3 separate regions of the Homo sapiens genome follow, and all the other regions are linked to region 1. Evidence: chromatin loops called from intact Hi-C (ENCODE). Cell type or tissue: ascending aorta. All regions are shown on one strand. Each heading gives the region's core, and the rest is flanking DNA. Links, peaks and the distances in the headings are about the cores only.

Region 1 (5,664 bases), core at 964-4,963:
ACACACCACCCCCAGGAGAGGAATTGCTGGGGAATAAAGTGTTTAAAACCTTGTAAGTAATGTGTATGTGTGTGTGTGTATGTGTGTGTGTGTGTATATATATATATGTATATATATATATATATACACAGACAGAGAGAGAGAGAAAAAAGTCATGGCAAAAACCACAATTACTTTTACACCAACCTAATATATATGAGACCTATAACACTGTGGGGTGTGTGTGTGTATATATAGATATAGATATAGATATAGATATAGATATAGATACAGATATAGATGGATATAGGTATGTATATAGGTGGACACACAGCTATATACATATCTACACACACACACACCCCCATCTCTCTCTCTCCATGTATATATATGGAGACACATGTATATATCAAACAGAAATGCACACACACTGAAATGTTCATAGCGATGTTATTCATAATAGCCAAAAGCTGGAAACAACTCAAATGTCTATCAATAATAGAATGGATAAATTAATATAGTCACACATTGGACTACAATGATGAGAATGAGAATCTGCAGCTACATGCAACATTAGGGAAGAATTTTATAAAATAATATTGAGCCAAAGAAGCCAGGCTCACAAAAAAAGAAGATATTGTATGATTCCATTGATAGAAGCCATAAAAACAGGCAGAACCAATCTATGGTAGAGGAAGTTGACACATGGTTACCATTGAAGGGAGCATAATAACTGGAAAGGGTCAACTGGGGGCTTCTGCGCTGGTGGATTATATTTACTTTTCTTATCACTGCCTAATAAATTACCCCCAAAACTTAGGGGCTTAAAACAACAATCATTTCATTATATCTCATGATTTTGTGGGTCAGAAGTTTGGTCAGGGCTCAGGTGGGTGATTCTTTTGCTCCATGTGGTTTTGACAGGGGTCACTCAGTGGTCTTTAGCTGGCAAATGGGCTGCTTTGCAGGGTCCAAGAAAACTCTCCTAACAAATTTCCTGCTTTGTCAGGGATCACCAGAAGTCTGGGTTCCACTGGAACTGTCAACAGGAGTGCCTATATGTGGCCTCTCCAACATGGCAGTCTCAGAGTAGCTGGACCTCTTATGTAGTATTTCAGAGCTCCTGGAGAGGGTTTCCAAGAGACCCAGGGAGAAGCTGCAAGGTTTTTTATGATCTAGCCCTAGCAACATTTCCGCTTCATTCTATGGTCAAAGAAGTCATTAAAGCCAGTCCAAATTCAAGGGGAAAAGAGGAAGAATTCCACTTCTCCAGGAAAAGGACATTAATATACTTGGAGGAAATGAACTGATGGCAGTCATCTTGGAGACAGGTGACCAGAGGGAATGTTCTGCTTTTTGATTTGGGTGTTAATTATAGGCTCTATTCAGGTTGTGAACATTTATCAACCTGTATACTTCTAGGTGCCCTTTTCTATGTGTATATAATTTTAATAAAATATTGCAATCTAAACAGACTTACCAAGCAGAATAACCTTTGGAACAGACAGGTCCCATTTGGACAGGTCCCATCTCTGTGGCTGGATGGATACTCCTGCTTCACTGGAGTCACATGGCCCCTCAGCATTTCTGTGACCTTGGGTTACATAGGTGTGAAGGTCAGGCCTCTTGCTCTGTTAGGGTCTCCGTTTCAATGACAAAAGAAAACATTTATTTGGATTACTGTGAGGAAGAATGAGACAAATGAAGAGAAAACTTCTGGCATATCCTAGATGCTCAGTAAATGAGCTTCATTTCATTTCAAGCCCTGAGTGCTGCCTCAGACCCTTGACTCCTAGGCTGCCAAGGAAATTAGCAGCTAGGACTTTCTAGAAGTCTTGCCAGGAGTCCAGAGAGAGCTTGTCTTCCAGCCCCCCTTGCTCACCTTGTGAGCAGAGACAGGGGTACATTCTCAGGCACCTGTGCCCTGCAGGGAGGGCCTGGGTCAGAAGCCGATGAAAATAACTTTGCAGCTGCCAGGACTAGTCCAAAGTCCCCAAGCGCAGTGACAAGTGAATCACCTCAACGAACGCTTAGTCACTGCAAGGTACTTTCCACACAGACACATGGAGATGGTTACCAAAGAAATGTCTGCTGGCTGCTCTCACATCAGCTCAAAGAAAATGTTGTTGTAACCTTTACTTTGGAGGGGGAAAAAATAGCATCACTTTCCCTTTTCCTTTCCTTTTCTTTTTTGGAGAGAGATTCATTGGCAACATTGTTGAAGTGGTTGTTTTTATTTACCCTGGAGAAAGTTTCCAGATAGCTCTGAATCCAGAGCTTTGTATATGTAGCAGTCCCTTCAAGTCTTAAGCTCTTAGTGTCTAAGTGTGTAAACAACCCCCTTAGAGGAGACTGTCACGGACCATCCAGATCACAGGGCCTCCCATGAAGCTCCCTGATGGCAAGCAGAGTCCTCCAAGCTTTTAAAAGTCAGAGATGGGAGGTCCAAATCCCTCTGCCCTGTATTATCAGTATAGCCTCAGGGCAAAGGGTTCCAACTTCCTGAGCCCCCTACTTCTTTATTAATAACAATGAAGCTTCATTATGTGTACCCACAAGGTGGTTGTGAGAATTAGATGAGGTGGTGTGCAGAAGCATCCCCAACAATGCTTGGCATTCTCATAGTAGTTGATTAGTTAAAGTAAGTTAATCTCTCCTTCTCTCTCCTGATTCTTCCTTTGTTATTTCTCTTGCTGCCTTTCTCTTTTTAAACTCCCTCTCTTCCTTCTCTTTTCTTCCTTGCCAAACTTAATCAACCCTCATTCTCTCCTATTCTCTCCTTTCCTCTCTGCTGTCTGCGTGTTTTTTTTTCCTTCCTTTTTTGCCTTGTTTTCAAGCCTCACCCCCCCCCCCCCCGCCTCCACACACACACACACACACACACTCACAGCCATCTCTCTGGCTGGTACAGCTTTGGCATAAAGCTATTGAAAGCCAGCCAAATTCTGGTTAAAAACACTGCAATTCTTGGCCAGACTTTCTCTCCTTACAAATGAGGGTGATGTTTCAGGCATGGGAAGTCTTCCCATCCATTTAGGCCCCAGGGAAAAAAATAGCAACGCCTCAGTGTGTGGCCTTAGGTGGACAGCGAAGTGGGGCTCTGGGTATTGACAGAAATAAATCTGGTGTTTCTGAAAATTGTGAAACATGCGCAGTGAATGTGTCATCCCAGCAAAAGTGAGTCAGCTCCTAGGCCGGGGCCCAAATCTGGCCGCATTTGCTTTCTAAATAGAAAGTGTATTCCTGGCCAGCCCAACTTAGCAAATCAGCGGTCAATGAGAGTGGAAAGACAGGCAGAAAAAGAGACATGCAAATGTATACTTTGCAAGAAGGTTACTGGAAAAATCAAATTCTCTCTCTGTGATTTTAAAAAAAATCATTCATTTTCTTCTTTTCTTTCTATCCTGATATCTGCATCAAACTTTCCTTTTCATCATTATTTTACCCCTTCTGGAGTGGCCTTCAAAACTAGGAACACAGCAAAGTTGCAACAAAGCAGCCTGGAGTAATTGGGTGCTGTAAACTTTGGGGTGAGACTGACCTGAGTTCAAATTCTGACCCCACCTTCAACAAGTTCTGTGTGTGTTGTGTTGTGTTGTGTTGTGTGTGCATGTGTATGTGTGTGTGTGTGTGTGTGTGTGTCCTTGGGAAAATTTCTAACCTCTCTGAAGATTTAGTATCACTTTAACCAAATGGGAGAAATCCAGTGGAGGGTAAAGTAGGTAACATCAGCAGTGCCTAGTTTATGGCAGGTGTTTGTCATCTCTGAGTCACCTTTCTCTTTTTTAGGAAGGGAAGTATGAGGAACTCTGATGCCTCTTCACTCCCTAGTTCTCTGTCCACATGGGGTTATCTCTTTTAGAGGGTGTGAGCACCCAGAATATGGGAGCAGCAGCTTTGCCTCTTCCACTCCAGACATAGAATTTGGAGAAAAGAAGCAACACCAGGCTCAGGGCCTTCTGCGCCAGCATCATGGACAGGCAGGGCTCCCCTGCATCCCTGGCAAGCCCAGATGCTAGAATCATGTGGCCTCCACTCTGCCAGAGGAAGTGATGCAACTGCCCATTGGCTTTGGGTCAGCGTAGAAGAAAGTGTCCTGTTACAGCGTGGGCGTGGCTGGCTTCAGGGCTCCAGTCTGGTGCCCTGTTCCAAACCCACAGCAGAGGGGCAAGCAGGAGATCCTGCCTTTGTGCATAGACTGCCTGCTGTTTACCCAGCTTTGTGTACCACTATCCGGGCCCTAAAAAGGGCCCAGCCAAGCAAGTCATCTCTGGCCCTTGGCCTCTCCCTTCTCTCTGCTCCAGCTCACAAATTGCCCTCACTACAAACACCTGTTTCCTTTCTCCCAGACCCTGTGGGGTCGAGCTAGTCTATTGACCTCATATGCATGGCAGGGATATAATTGAACTCAATTATAGTAACTACATCCATTAAAAACCTATGTAATGTTCATTAAGCCGCCTAGGTAATATGCAATTAATGGCATTACCATATGAATTGTGCATTGGGTCAATAATATGCAGATTATATGTAATGTTCAGTGTATGTATTAATTACAGCACATGCTGGAAAAGCACAGCACTCCAAGCTTGCAGGTCTGTCCCAGTTAGAAACCCTTTTGATCTCATACAAATCCTATTATAGAAGAGCCTTTTCATTAATTGGAACATTTGCTTTTTGGCTCTTTACACAAAGATGACTATTGGAGAGAAAGGACTCTGAAGAGCTGGTTAGCGCTAGAGTTGGGTAAACTTGAGAAGCCTGTATTGGAGCTACTGCTGGAGAAGAGCCATGACCTTCAGGGCAGAATTCAGGCTTCAGAGTTCTGACCTAGCCTTTGCCTGTAATTTTTCTGCCAATCACTGCCATCTCCAATGGGATGTCCGTCATCTGGGAAATGGACATAATAGGCCTTGATGATGCCTACGTCACCAGTACATTACATAGATTCTCTCACGAGGGAGACTAACATCCTTTGGAAAGGCAGAGTGGTAAAGGCATTAAGCATCATTTCCATGAAGCTCCCAATGGAAAATTTCTTCACTAAAAAAAAAGAACCTGCTCCAGTCCTCCCAGCCTGACCTTCATGTGGGTAGGTTTGTCCAATAATGCTCAACCTTAATGAGAGAGCACCAGTGATGTCCACCCTTTAAGTGGGGTTCTCTCATAGTTTCTCTTCAGAGTATATTACTGGCATTGCCAGGGTCCTGGAGTTACCATCTCTGTTTTAAAGAATTTGGAAACAGAGGCCCTGGTGAACGAAGAGAGTTGCCCAAGTTCATGTCAGAGAGTGTCCTTGACATGAAGGAGATGACAGAGGATGGACAGAGAGATGTGCATCTCAAGTCCTTGTAACTGGCTTCTGACTCTGCACCCAGCCTTCACCTCCTCAGCTGACACGAACAAATTTCTGAACACTCACACCCATCTCGTTCTTCTTCCTGTTGTTGACTATCAGGAAAGCCCTGGTCATCTGACCTCCAAACCATCTGGCAGTCCACACTCTGCTCTCCGTATAACATTCATTTGAGCATTTGGTGAATGCCAACTCGAGACCAGGCACTGTGCTACACATGGGCTAAAAACATGAGGAACTTATGGCCCTGCTTTCAAAGAGCTCAGTGACAGTCTTGGTTCAGGCCTTGACCCCCTGTTCCTGAAATATGGATGGCCTAATGGGTCCTT
Region 2 (5,664 bases), core at 1,003-5,002, 390 kb before region 1:
GGATGAGGGGGATTATTCAGCCCACCACACCCATATTCTGGATACTTTACATTTTCACTAATTTTACTTTCAATTCTTTAAGTAAATTTATAAATAGGCCTTCAGTGAATTTCCTTGTGAATACATTTGAATGAGTTTCTCTGATGGTTTCCTCAGTGTACATTCCTAGAAGCAGAGTTATTCAGTAAGAACATTTTTAAGGACTTTTGATGTATATTGCCAAATTCTTTTCCAGAAAGGTGTGTGCATTTTTGACTCTGCAGCTATGTGGAATTCACCTTTACTAGTATTTTTTTTTTAAATAATTTCAACTTTTATTTTAGATTCAAAGGGTACACATGCAGGTTTGCTACATGAGTACATTGCATCATGCTAAGTTTGGGCTATGATTGATCCTACCAGCCATATAGTGAGCACAGTACCCAATAGGTAGATTTTCAAATTCTGCCCCCTTGCCTCTCTCTCCCTCTACTAGTCCCCAGTGTCTATTGTTACTACCTTTATGTCCATGAGGACCCAGTGTTTAGCTCCCACGTATACAAGAGAACACACGGTATTTGGTTTCTTGTTCCTGTGTTAATTCACTTAGAATAATGGCCTCCAGCTGCACCTATGTTGCTGCTAAGGGCATGATTTCATTCTTTTTTATGGCTGCATAATATTCCATCATGTATATGTACCGCATTTTCTGTGTCCAGTACCCTGTTGATGGGCACCTAAGTTGATTCCACGTCTTTGCTAATGCTTCACCAACATTGATTGGTCTTGTTGTTATTTCTCATTTTTGGGGTTAATTTGATAGTTAAAAATGGTGTCTCTTAATGTTGAATACTGGCAGACTAAACACTAATCAAATGTTTGTTAACCAAATACTTTTCTTCCTCTTTGACATAGGTACTCATCACTTTTGGCCACTTTTATATAGGGTCATGTTTAGAAGTAAGACCTTTATAGACAGATGTATCTGGTTTTGATTTTTTCTTTCTTTTTTGGCCCAGTGGTGTGACCTTCTGCAAATAACCATTGCCTGTCTTAGCATTCTCATTTTGTGTGCATAAATAACCCAATGCCGTCGTGTGAAACTTATATGAAATGATAAATACAGAGCATCCAGGTGAATGTTTCCGCTTGGTGAGAACGGGCTAAGGCATAGCTACTAGTATGATTATGCTAATGGGTATTGGAAATTGTTTAAAAATGATTTCTGAGATGTATTTATATATATGCAGACACACACATACATCTATATATATATAAAAGTATTACACTCTTGTTTTTATTCATTGAAAATGCTTTTCTAATTTCACATTTTTCTTCTTTTGTATTTTTTTTGCAGTGTCTTTTTTTGTGACTTGTGTTATTTCTGATTTTTTGCATTTATTTTATATTTAGAAATTATTTCTGTATACAACAAACCCCTGTGACACAGGTTTACCTGTGTAACAAACCTGCACATACACCCCTGAACCTAAAATAAAAGTTTGAAGAAGTTATTTCCTGCTTTCAAGATAATTTAAATATTTACTGTAATTTTCATATTTTAATAATTGTTTTCTTTGTTTTCACATAAATCTGTAAGGCATATGGAATTTGAATTGGTAGATATGTGATATTAGGATTAAGTAAATGTTTATTTCTTTCCATATTTTTAGCCACTTTTGCTAGTATTATATGGTGAATATTATACCTTTGAATTTTGCATTGAATATTGCTACTTCCATTATTATCATATATTAAGTTCCAGATCATTGTATGATCATTCTAGAACTTTCTGTCTTGTTCCACTGGTAGATCTATCCAGTCTTGTGATAGTATAATCCTGTTTTAATGATTGCAATATTATATATCTTTCGATGGACAAACTCTCTCGTTTCTTTCTCTTGTTTTATATGTGTTCTTAGCTATTTTACTCATCTGTTCAGTCTTTTCTGAATAACTCTACAACGATGTTTTTAATGTAAAAACCTTATTACTATCATGATAAATTTATGTATTAATTTGGGAAGATCTGGCATCCTTGTTCATGCATCTCATCTGGAAACTTAAAACCTTTCTTGATTTTGTAAAATTTTCTTTTGAGTCTCTGTAAAACTCTGTGGTTTCATTTAAATAGATCACACAATTTTGTTAAAGTACTTAGGTGTATATATTAATACAAGTATAATCGATCTTTTTCCATTGTGTCTTTTAAATGGAGATTGCTGTTATGTAGAAAAGTCATCGATTTGATTTTAAATTTTATTTGGCTAATTTACTGAGCTCTCTTAGTAGTTCTATGAGTTTTTACAGCTATTTTTTCTTAGTTTTACACTATACAATCAATTATCAAATAAAGCAGGATTCTTGCTTTAGTTTTCTAAGTTTTGCTCTATTTTATTGGCTGAAGTGTAAAAAAAAAAAATGTTAATGCCACTGGTGGGCATTCTTGTCCTTTTTCCTACGGTGCTTCTGGTATTTCAACATGAGGTAGGACAAAATAGGTTTTATCCTGATGGAAGTACTCAAAGATCATTCTGATTACCTCCATTGAATATCTTTATTAGAGTTATTAGAGAAAAAATGGATATCAGTAGCCCAGAGATATGAGACACTTATGTGTAAGTGACACTTATGTGTCTCTTAAATGACACTTGAGTGGCATTTTAGCACAATGAAAAGAACAGAGGTTCTGGGGTCAGGGACACTAGGGATCTAATGCTTGTTCCAGTACTTGCCGGTATTGGAACATACACACCTACAATTTTTATTTCTTTCTGTTTAATATATAGGTAATAATATTTCTTTCTAAGGCTGTACTGGAGATTCAATAAGCTATGGGAAAAATACCTAAGACATTACCTGATAGATAATAGGTACCGATTATGAAAGACATCCTACATGCATTAACTTTCTTTTGCAAAATGTGGATTGGAAACAGGCAAAATGAATTTCAGTAAGAAAGGATAGACCTTGATGATGACCTCTATAAGCTTCAATTTCTGTCTCTATTTACATGCAAACTGGAGGATTAAAGTCTCCCCTAATAGGGAAAATTCTGTAAATTCTATGACTCTAATTACAGCCACAAAAGCACCCATTTCTCAGATTCTGTTGCAAAGTGGGTTTCAGAGCAGCCCTGGCCCCAGAGAGAGGAAAAGGAAAAGCCACAGGAAACCTGGGCAACAGTTGCAGTTTCCTCCTTGGCCCCTTCTCTGAGAGCAGTGCTGCGTGTTGTTGCAGTTGTACTGTACTGTTCTACCGCGTGGATTCATAGTTAACATTTTTCTTCCAGGCACATTTAAAACGTTTGGCTCACATCCTCCTTGAGCTGTTTTATAAGGGCAATAACCAAGGCCAGGGTGTGCTCTTGTCAGCAGGCAAAGCACGCAGTGGAGGCTGCCAAAGAGTTTCCTGCTCGGGGGCCACCCATCCTTGGCCACAGGATGCATGGCTGGAGTTCATGGCAACTTGCACAGAGCGAGTGCTGGGACTTTCTGTTCTCAGGGTTCATGCTTTGGATTCCATCCTTCAGCCCTGCTGCATTGATCAGTGGAGGCTATTGTGTTTGTGCTTGTTTGGGACTAGCTCAGAACACATGTCACAGCAGCAGTCCAAGGCCTAGCTCTAAGGCTTGGGGCTGGGAAAATGCTCTTGAAAGACTAGCAAGCTGCCCTTCCCTCCTGTTAATGCAGGCTCGGAGTTCCCATGAATCAGCTGCAGGGAGGCAGGCATTCCCTCATGCTATTCTCTGTGAATTAACTTCTGGAATGAGCAGACAGCACAGACGCCAAGTGGTGGGTTTGAGCACTGTTACCCCACCCGCTTTGAAGTCCACCTTCGCATGAGCGGATCTCTTTTCATGTATTATTTATTGCCAGGGACTTTGATAGGAAGAATCCCCAGAAGATTGCTGAAGGTTTTTTTTTTTCTTCAGAATTCCCTTTGATTAGAAGCTGTTGGCTGTGCCTTGGGCAGCTGGCTCTGTCACAAAGCAGGGGCTCAGTGCATCCTCCCAGTGATAGCTGCCATGCCAGCACCAGTGAGGTTCTGGCTGTGACATGCCTGGGACACCCTAAAGAACTACACAAGTAGAAAGGGTATCATACTCCTTCACTCACCAGAAGGGAGGCAATGAGGTCTCATGAGAGGAAAGAACAGGGGCTCAAGCCAGAGAGATGCAAGTTGAAATGTCATCTCTTCTACTGACCCACAGTATGATGTTGACCTCAGTGTTCTTATCCACTAAATGGCAATAAAAATCTTGGATTCACCACCAAACTGTTGCAGAGAATCAATAAGCCATCCAGAGGTTTTCATTTCTTTCCTCTAAATTCCAAAGCTAGTCTGGAAACTTTAAAGCAGGCTGAATGACAACTCTACACTCTCTTAATCTTCTTTATTTATTTTCTAAATTTTTATTTGTTTATCTTTTTAGAGACAGGGCCTTGCTATGTTACCCAAGCTGGAGTGCAGTGGCTATTAATAGGCTCCATCGGAGCTCATTGTAGCCTCCTGCTCCTGACTACAAGCTATCCTCTTGTCTCAGCCTTCTGAGTAGCTGGAAGTATAGATGAGTGCCACCATACCTGGCTTTTCTTCATTTTTCAATCATTCATTCAGTCAGTCAGCATTCAAGAAATAATACTAAATTAAGTAAATAAACGATTAATTAAATAAAAACATTTCAGTGGCTTTAACATTTTATGTAATGTATTAGATGCTAAGAATAAAGAAATATGTGCTCAAGACACGGTCCCTTCCCTTGTCTATCTCAAAGATCAAAAGGTTAAATGACAATAAAATGTAAAGGATGTTACGGTGCGGAAGGTTCAAGAAGAAAGAAATGCACCCAGACAAGATATTTGTACCAGTTTATGGAATGACAGAAGGCCTTCCAGAAAAAAGGAACATGTAAGCAAGTAGATTATGTCAGTCTATAGAGGATAGCATAAAATATTACAAGAATTTAGAAATAGAGACCCTTTGAGAGTGACTGGAAGTGGCCTGCCCTTACAGGTGGATAGTCCATGCTCTGCCATATAAATGAATGGAAATGTCACGTCTTGCCAAAGTATTCAGGTTCAGGTTGTGATAGTCTGTCATTAAATTCAGCCAGGTCCCACTCAACAGGACTGCCTTTATCACTTTGAAGCAAAGATAGGCTCAACCAATCATGGGCTGCCTGAAAGCCAGGAAAAGAGATAGTTGATGTAAACCCAACCAGGAAAGAGATCGGACGGACTGTGAGGCAGAATGTAGCTCATCAACCTCATTTCTTGTTCTTGGACACATAAAGGCAGCTCATTTAATAGCCTCTTCAGAGCCATGCGCCTGGGTGCTGGCCAATTGAATGTCGACAGAGTGTTGTATGACATTTCTAGCCTTGACCATGAAAGGTTTAATATAATCTTCCATGCACCGTGTCCCCCACCTGCATGGCAGATTCACACACCTGGATACCTGACTTATTGCCTGGAGGAGAGCTACCCAGTTGCATCGCCCAGCCTACACTGAACCATTATGTGAGCAAGAAATATTGACCATTATGTGAGCAAGACCTGTGAGCAGGTCTATTGTGTTAACCTGCTGAGGTTATAGAGGTGGTTTACATAGCAGCTAGCGTTACTTAACTTGGCTAATGTGTGTATCTAAACCATCTAGAACCATGACCGACTCATAGTTGAC
Region 3 (5,664 bases), core at 1,003-5,002, 200 kb after region 1:
CAGGTGTGGTGGCTCACGCCTGTAATTCCAGCACTTAGGGAGGCCGAGGGCAATCGGATCACTTGAGGCCAGGAGTTCCATGGCCCATCCTGTTCCATGCCTCATGCAGCTGCATCTATCTGCAATGCCTTTTTTATTTTTTTTTTGTCTCGCTCTATCGCCCAGGCTGGAGTGCAGTGGTGTGATCTCGGCTCACTGCAAGCTCCGCCTCCCGGGTTCACACCATTCTCCTGCCTCAGCCTCCCGAGTAGCTGGGTCTACAGGCACCCACCACCATGCCCAGCTAAATTTTTGTATTTTTAGTGGAGACGGGGTTTCACTGTGTTAGCCAGGATGGTCTCAATCTCCTGACCTGGTGATCCGCCTGCCTCAGCCTCCCAAAGTGCTGGGATTACAGGCGTGAGCCACCGTGCCCGGCCTCTACCTGCAATGCCTTTCTTCCCTCCTCAGCCTCCAATGAGCCTGCTCAAAAGTCAGCTCTGGTCACACGGGAATCCCATCCCAAAACCAGAGTGCATCTTTTACCCCTCGCTCTCACAACACATATGGGTTGAGTATCCCTCATTTGAAATGCTTGAGACCAGAAGTGTTTTGGATTTAAGATTTGGGAATATTTGCATACACATAATGAGATATCTTGGGGATGAGACCCAAGTCTAAACACAAAATTCATTTATGTTTCATATACACCTTATACACATAGCCTATGGCAATTCTATACAAAATTTTTAACAATTTTGTGCAAGAAATAGTTTTGACTGCGACCTATCATATTAGGTCAGGTGTGGAATTTTCCACTTGTGGTGTTACGATGGCACTCAAAAAGTTTCTGATCTTGGCCAGGCATGGTCGCTCACACCTGTAATCCTAGCACTTCGGGAGGCCAAGACGGGTGGATCACCTGAGGTCAGGAGCTCGAGACCAGCCAGGCCAACGTGGCAAAACCCCATCTCTACGAAAAATACAAAAATTACAGGTGGCGCATGCCTGTAATCCCAGCTACTCAGGAGGCTGAGGCAGGAGAATTGCATGAATCCAGGAGGAAGAGGTTGCAGTGAGCTGAGATTGTGCCACTGCCCTGTACCCTGGGCGACAGAGCGAGCCTCCATCTCAAAAAAAAAAAAAAAAAAGTTTCAGATTTTGAATTTTTGAATTAAGGATGCTCAAATTATACTATATTTTATTGAGATCACTGCTTTCCACCTCCCCCAGTATGCTTGGCATTTTCAGGGCAGAGATTTATATCTTACTGTTTATGTATCCCAAGCATCTGGCATGGTACCTCCTACATACGGAGTGACATCAGAATTTTGAAGAATATGGCCAGCACAGTGGCTCACACCTGCAAACCCAGCACTTTGGGAGGCTGAGGCAGGCAGATCACCTGAGGTCAGGAGTTCGAGACCAGCCTGGCCAACATAGTGAAATTTCATCTCTACTAAAAATGCAAAAATTGGCCGGGCATGGTGGCGGGTGCCTGTAATCCCAACTACTCAGGAGGCTAAGGCAGGAGAATCACTTGAACCCAGGAGGCAGAGGTTGCAGTGAGCTGAGATCGGGCCACTACACTCCAGCCTGGGTGACAGAGCAAGACTCCATCTCCAAAAAAAAAAAAAAAAAAAAAAGTTTTAAGAATAAATGAATGTTGTCCACACCTCAATTCTTAAAAGCTTATACTTATGTGTAGCCTCTGCCTATAAGAATTAAGCCTGGGTGTGGTGGCTCACTCCTGTAATGCCAGTACTTTGGGAGGCCAAAGTGGGAGGATTGCTTGAGGCCAGGAGTATGTGACCAGCCTGGGTAATATAGTGAGACCCTGTCTCTACAAAAGAAAACAACAATAATGATAAAATAATACAGATTTTTTTCAAGAAAGTTAATGTTTGTAATGGGTCCCTTAATTTGCACAGAACTTCAAATTAAATTATTCCAATCTTTGGAGTGACCCTCAGGGTATTATTATGACCTTTCCCAGATGAGAGAAACAATAGCCAAAAGTTACACTGTCAAAACTGGTGGAACTGGGATCCTGGCATTTTGGCCCTCCCTTCTCCACTGCAATGCCAGCCCCCGAGATGGCATGTACAAATCTACGTTATCTGTTATTTTTCACATGCTGCCAGCATGTCACAAATCCAGTCTAAATAAAATGTACAACTTCCTCTTGCTACCACAGCTCACCCTCCAGCTAGGATTTCTAATTTGCTGTCACCAACAGTATCCATTCCTGGACTGTGCTCATGCCTTTTCCATAAACCAGGACCATCTCTGGGAATCTGCTCTCCTTCTACCCAAGCCCAAAGCAAGTCTTGGGAAGGGGAAGGTCACAAATCCACCTGTTAGAGAAGGGAGTTTCTAGTTCAAAAAAAGTTCTTCCTCTACATCTCTAGGCATAAGAACCCTATTCCAGTCTCAAGCTACCTCCAAGAAAAGTGGCTCATCCAATTGGCCCTGTTAATTATGCCCAGGAGATGATCCTGGAATTGTGTTTGTGAACATTAAAATCCTAATGAAACGCACTAGGAAGCTTGGCATTTAAAGGATTCCTGCTAGCAATGAGTAAGCCACAGTGAAGATTCCTTCTGGAAGGGGAGTAACTGACCCCAGAGTAATTGTCCTGTTCATCTTATTGATACCTAATGGGTTGACTTAAAGAAGCGCTCACCAGCTCCTACTTCCGGGCCTGGAATTCTTGGAAATGTGGTCTTTCCGGGCTCCCCAATGCTTGGCATTGGAGCCTCGTTTCCTCATTCTGCTTCCCTTTCCTCCTGAAACTGTTTATAGACCTGAGGTCCCGCTTGTGAGCTGAGGAAGGGCTGAGGGCCCTCAGTGAGTTGTCCACCTTTGGGAAAACGAAGACACAGGGTGAGCAAAGCAATGTGCTAAATGACAAATAGTTAAAGATTTGTCTAGATTTCACAATGGCTCTGTGTCTTATATCACTTTCATTTTTATGTCGGAAACAGGATTCAGTGCCTCTTACTCACGGTTGCATCATTGATGACAGAGAGACATTGTGTTTCTTGGCAGAGGCTGGCCCTTACAGATGAACTGGGGAGAGGGGGCTCATGCTGGGCCTGAAACGTACTTTAGGAAGCCTTTTTCTCTCCCCTGTTGGAGACACTTCCTCACATTTCTCTCAACAATGGGTTCTAAGCCCCTCCACCCCTTCCTCAAACTAACAGCCTCATGCACCCCAAACAGGCTCATTCACCCTGAGCAAAGAAGACCCCATCCTACAGTCCCAGTGTTCCTCATCCACACTTCTGGGCCTGCCTCCCTTCTTCCTTTCACCTAAGTCTGCCACCTCCCCATCCATCTGCCCAGGAGCATCACACTAACCAACAACTCCTCTCCCTAAGGTGTCTGCAATCAACTCTTTCCACCAGCCCTTCCTGTCAACATCCAAACATGCCCAGGTTTCTCACACTGAAAAATTAAAAAATAAGTAATCCTTTCACCCGACTTCCCCTCCAGTTATGGCCTTAGCTCTCCCTGCACAGCTTCAAAACTGGCATCAGGCCCATCCTACTCCCAAAACAGTTCTTAACAAGGTCACTGTGATCTTTGGTTGATCAAACCCAGTTGTCAGTCTGGTTTCCTTCCTCCTTCCTCCTTACAGCTGATGCTCACTTCGTCCTCCCGAGCTTTTCTTGCCCACTAACTGCTCCCACAGGTTCCCAGCTTCAGCAGGCTCCTGGCCCCCATGGGCAGGACTGGGAGAAGTTCTCCCTGTAGACAGACCGGCCCTTGAGAAGCCACATTACAGTCTTGAAGGGTCCTATGTTATGGTCATGTGATCTAAAAATTAGTACTTTAATAGAGAAAGACTCCAAGTCCCCATCAATAATAGTTCCTATTTTCCAAAATTCCAGGAATGACTCCAGCCTCCATTAGATGGACGCAATCTTTCTTTAGAAATGCTAAAATTGTGGAGGGCCTTGATCTAGTCAGCTGTTCTGTCTTTACCAGAGATTTGCATATCTCTGGTTTCATCCTAGTTGATAGTTCCTTTCTTAGAAGGCAACCTCATTTAAAGTGGCTAAAATATGCTGTTGCCCTTGGGTATCAACAACAAAGAGTCCTGTAACTGACATGAGACCATCCGCAAGAAGTTCCTGATTCTTCATCTACTGACTAACCCCTGCCCTTGCCCCCTCCTCTGGTTCCTCCTCAGAGGCCTCCTAAAAGCCTTCCCATCCTGTAAGCCCCCAACCCCATTATGCAGTCAGACAGAACTAATGGTTCCCCTCAGCAGTCCCTCCCAGGATTATAAATTTATCATACTCAAGTATTGATTAGTCTTGACATTCTATTAGGGCCATTTAGGGGCTTATTCTCACATTTATTTTCATTTCAAAACAGTGTTAAAAAGCAATCAATAACTGCCTGATACCTAAACAAACACCCAGACTCATTATGTCAATAACCTGGTAAATGTTTTACTTGCTGGTTTCCAGCTGCCATGAGGAAAGATCCTCCCATTTGCCAGATGCTCAAATGGTGCCTGGAAAACAGATCTATAAGGTGCATTATCCTAGGAGGGAGCACTACAGTAAATCAACAATTTCAGGGTTGCTGAATGTTTCATAGCTATTTTTTGTCAGGGAGGGGGGTAAAGGCATGGTGTACTGGAAAAAGCATGGATTAAACTTGGATTCATAATTCACGGTAAGACTGTAATTCTTACTGTGTCACTTACTAGCTCTGTGTAGTCTCTAGAACTCAGTTTCCTCATCTATACGCAATGGTTAATGCAAATAACAGGATGGAGTGGGCACAGTGGCTCACACCTGTAATCCGAGCACTTTGGAAGGCCAAGGCAGGCGGATCACCTGAGGTCAGGAGTTCGAGACCAGCCTGACCAACACGGTGAAATCCCATCTCTACTAAAAATACAAAAATTAGCCAGGCATGATGGTGGGATCCTGTAGTCCCAGCTACTTGGGAGGCTGAGGCAGGAGAATCGCTTGAACCCAGGAGGCAGAGGTTGCAGTGAGGCAAGATCGTGCCGTTGCACTCCAGCCTCAGTGACAAATAACAGGATGGCCTCCCCTGCTAGGGATTGTTAAGGTAAGAGATATGAAAGCCCTTTGTGTGCTGTTAACTTCATGAGCCTTTTGTGAGCTTCAATGCCCTTGCTCAAATGGGCAGCAGAGTTGCTTTTGGCTGGTATCATGGATGATCTGTGATAGAAGAAAAACTGGAACAGCCAATTAAGCAGCTCAACTTTGCCTTGACCCAGCTGGTCACTTTGGACATAGTATGCCTGCATTACTTCACAGGATTCTTTGGAAGACAGTGACATAGGAAACAGCAAATGGTTTCCAAGGGGCAAGCAAGTCTTGGAGCACTCAATAGTATAAGCCCTTTATGAAGAAGCAAATTAAGGACATTTGTTCTTCTTCTGCCTGGGTAATATCAGCCACAGCAACAAGCACTGACAGAAAAGGAAAAAAAGAAAAGAAAAAGAAAAAAAAAAGAGAGAAACAGTGGAGAAACCATGTCTCTACTAAAAATATAAAAATAAGCGGGGTATGGCGGCGCGCTCCTGTAATCCCAGCTACTTGGGAGGCTGAGGCAGGAGAACTGCTTGAACCCGGGAGGCGGAGGTTGCAGCGAGCCAAGATCCCGCCACTGCTCTCCAGCCTGGGCGACAGAGCA

What was found. A loop is a pair of places that touch in the nucleus more often than their neighbours do. Peaks named below come from ENCODE experiments on the same cell type or tissue, not always from the same donor. Only the 100,000 strongest peaks of a DNase experiment are listed, where the experiment ranks them.
Region 2: a loop joins it to region 1, with 4 times the contacts of the local background. A loop is called at or near these places in 10 of 110 quality-filtered maps.
Region 3: it touches region 1 in a loop (2.3-fold over the local background); 5 of 110 quality-filtered maps call a loop at or near these places.

What each region holds. Positions count from the first base shown.
Region 1 is chr9:107,748,347-107,754,010 of GRCh38, reverse strand. It overlaps LOC105376208 (a long non-coding RNA gene), which reads right to left. Exons shown (of 7, transcript XR_930229.2): 2 at 1,460-1,620. Among named protein-coding and RNA genes, the nearest start is that of KLF4, 260 kb to the right of the region's middle. RefSeq lists enhancers at 1,991-2,090, 2,132-2,859. In ascending aorta, for the core only: no CTCF peak of the experiment used is centred there; DNase peaks (open chromatin) are centred at 1,980, 3,120 and 4,040; H3K27ac peaks cover 4,000 bases.
Region 2 is chr9:108,140,650-108,146,313 of GRCh38, reverse strand. The region is part of intron 4 of LOC105376214 (a long non-coding RNA gene); the gene reads left to right. Among named protein-coding and RNA genes, the nearest start is that of KLF4, 650 kb to the right of the region's middle. In ascending aorta, for the core only: no CTCF peak of the experiment used is centred there; a DNase peak (open chromatin) is centred at 3,413; H3K27ac peaks cover 1,792 bases.
Region 3 is chr9:107,545,838-107,551,501 of GRCh38, reverse strand. No RefSeq gene overlaps it. Among named protein-coding and RNA genes, the nearest start is that of KLF4, 59 kb to the right of the region's middle. In ascending aorta, for the core only: no CTCF peak of the experiment used is centred there; a DNase peak (open chromatin) is centred at 3,001; H3K4me3 peaks cover 632 bases; H3K27ac peaks cover 670 bases.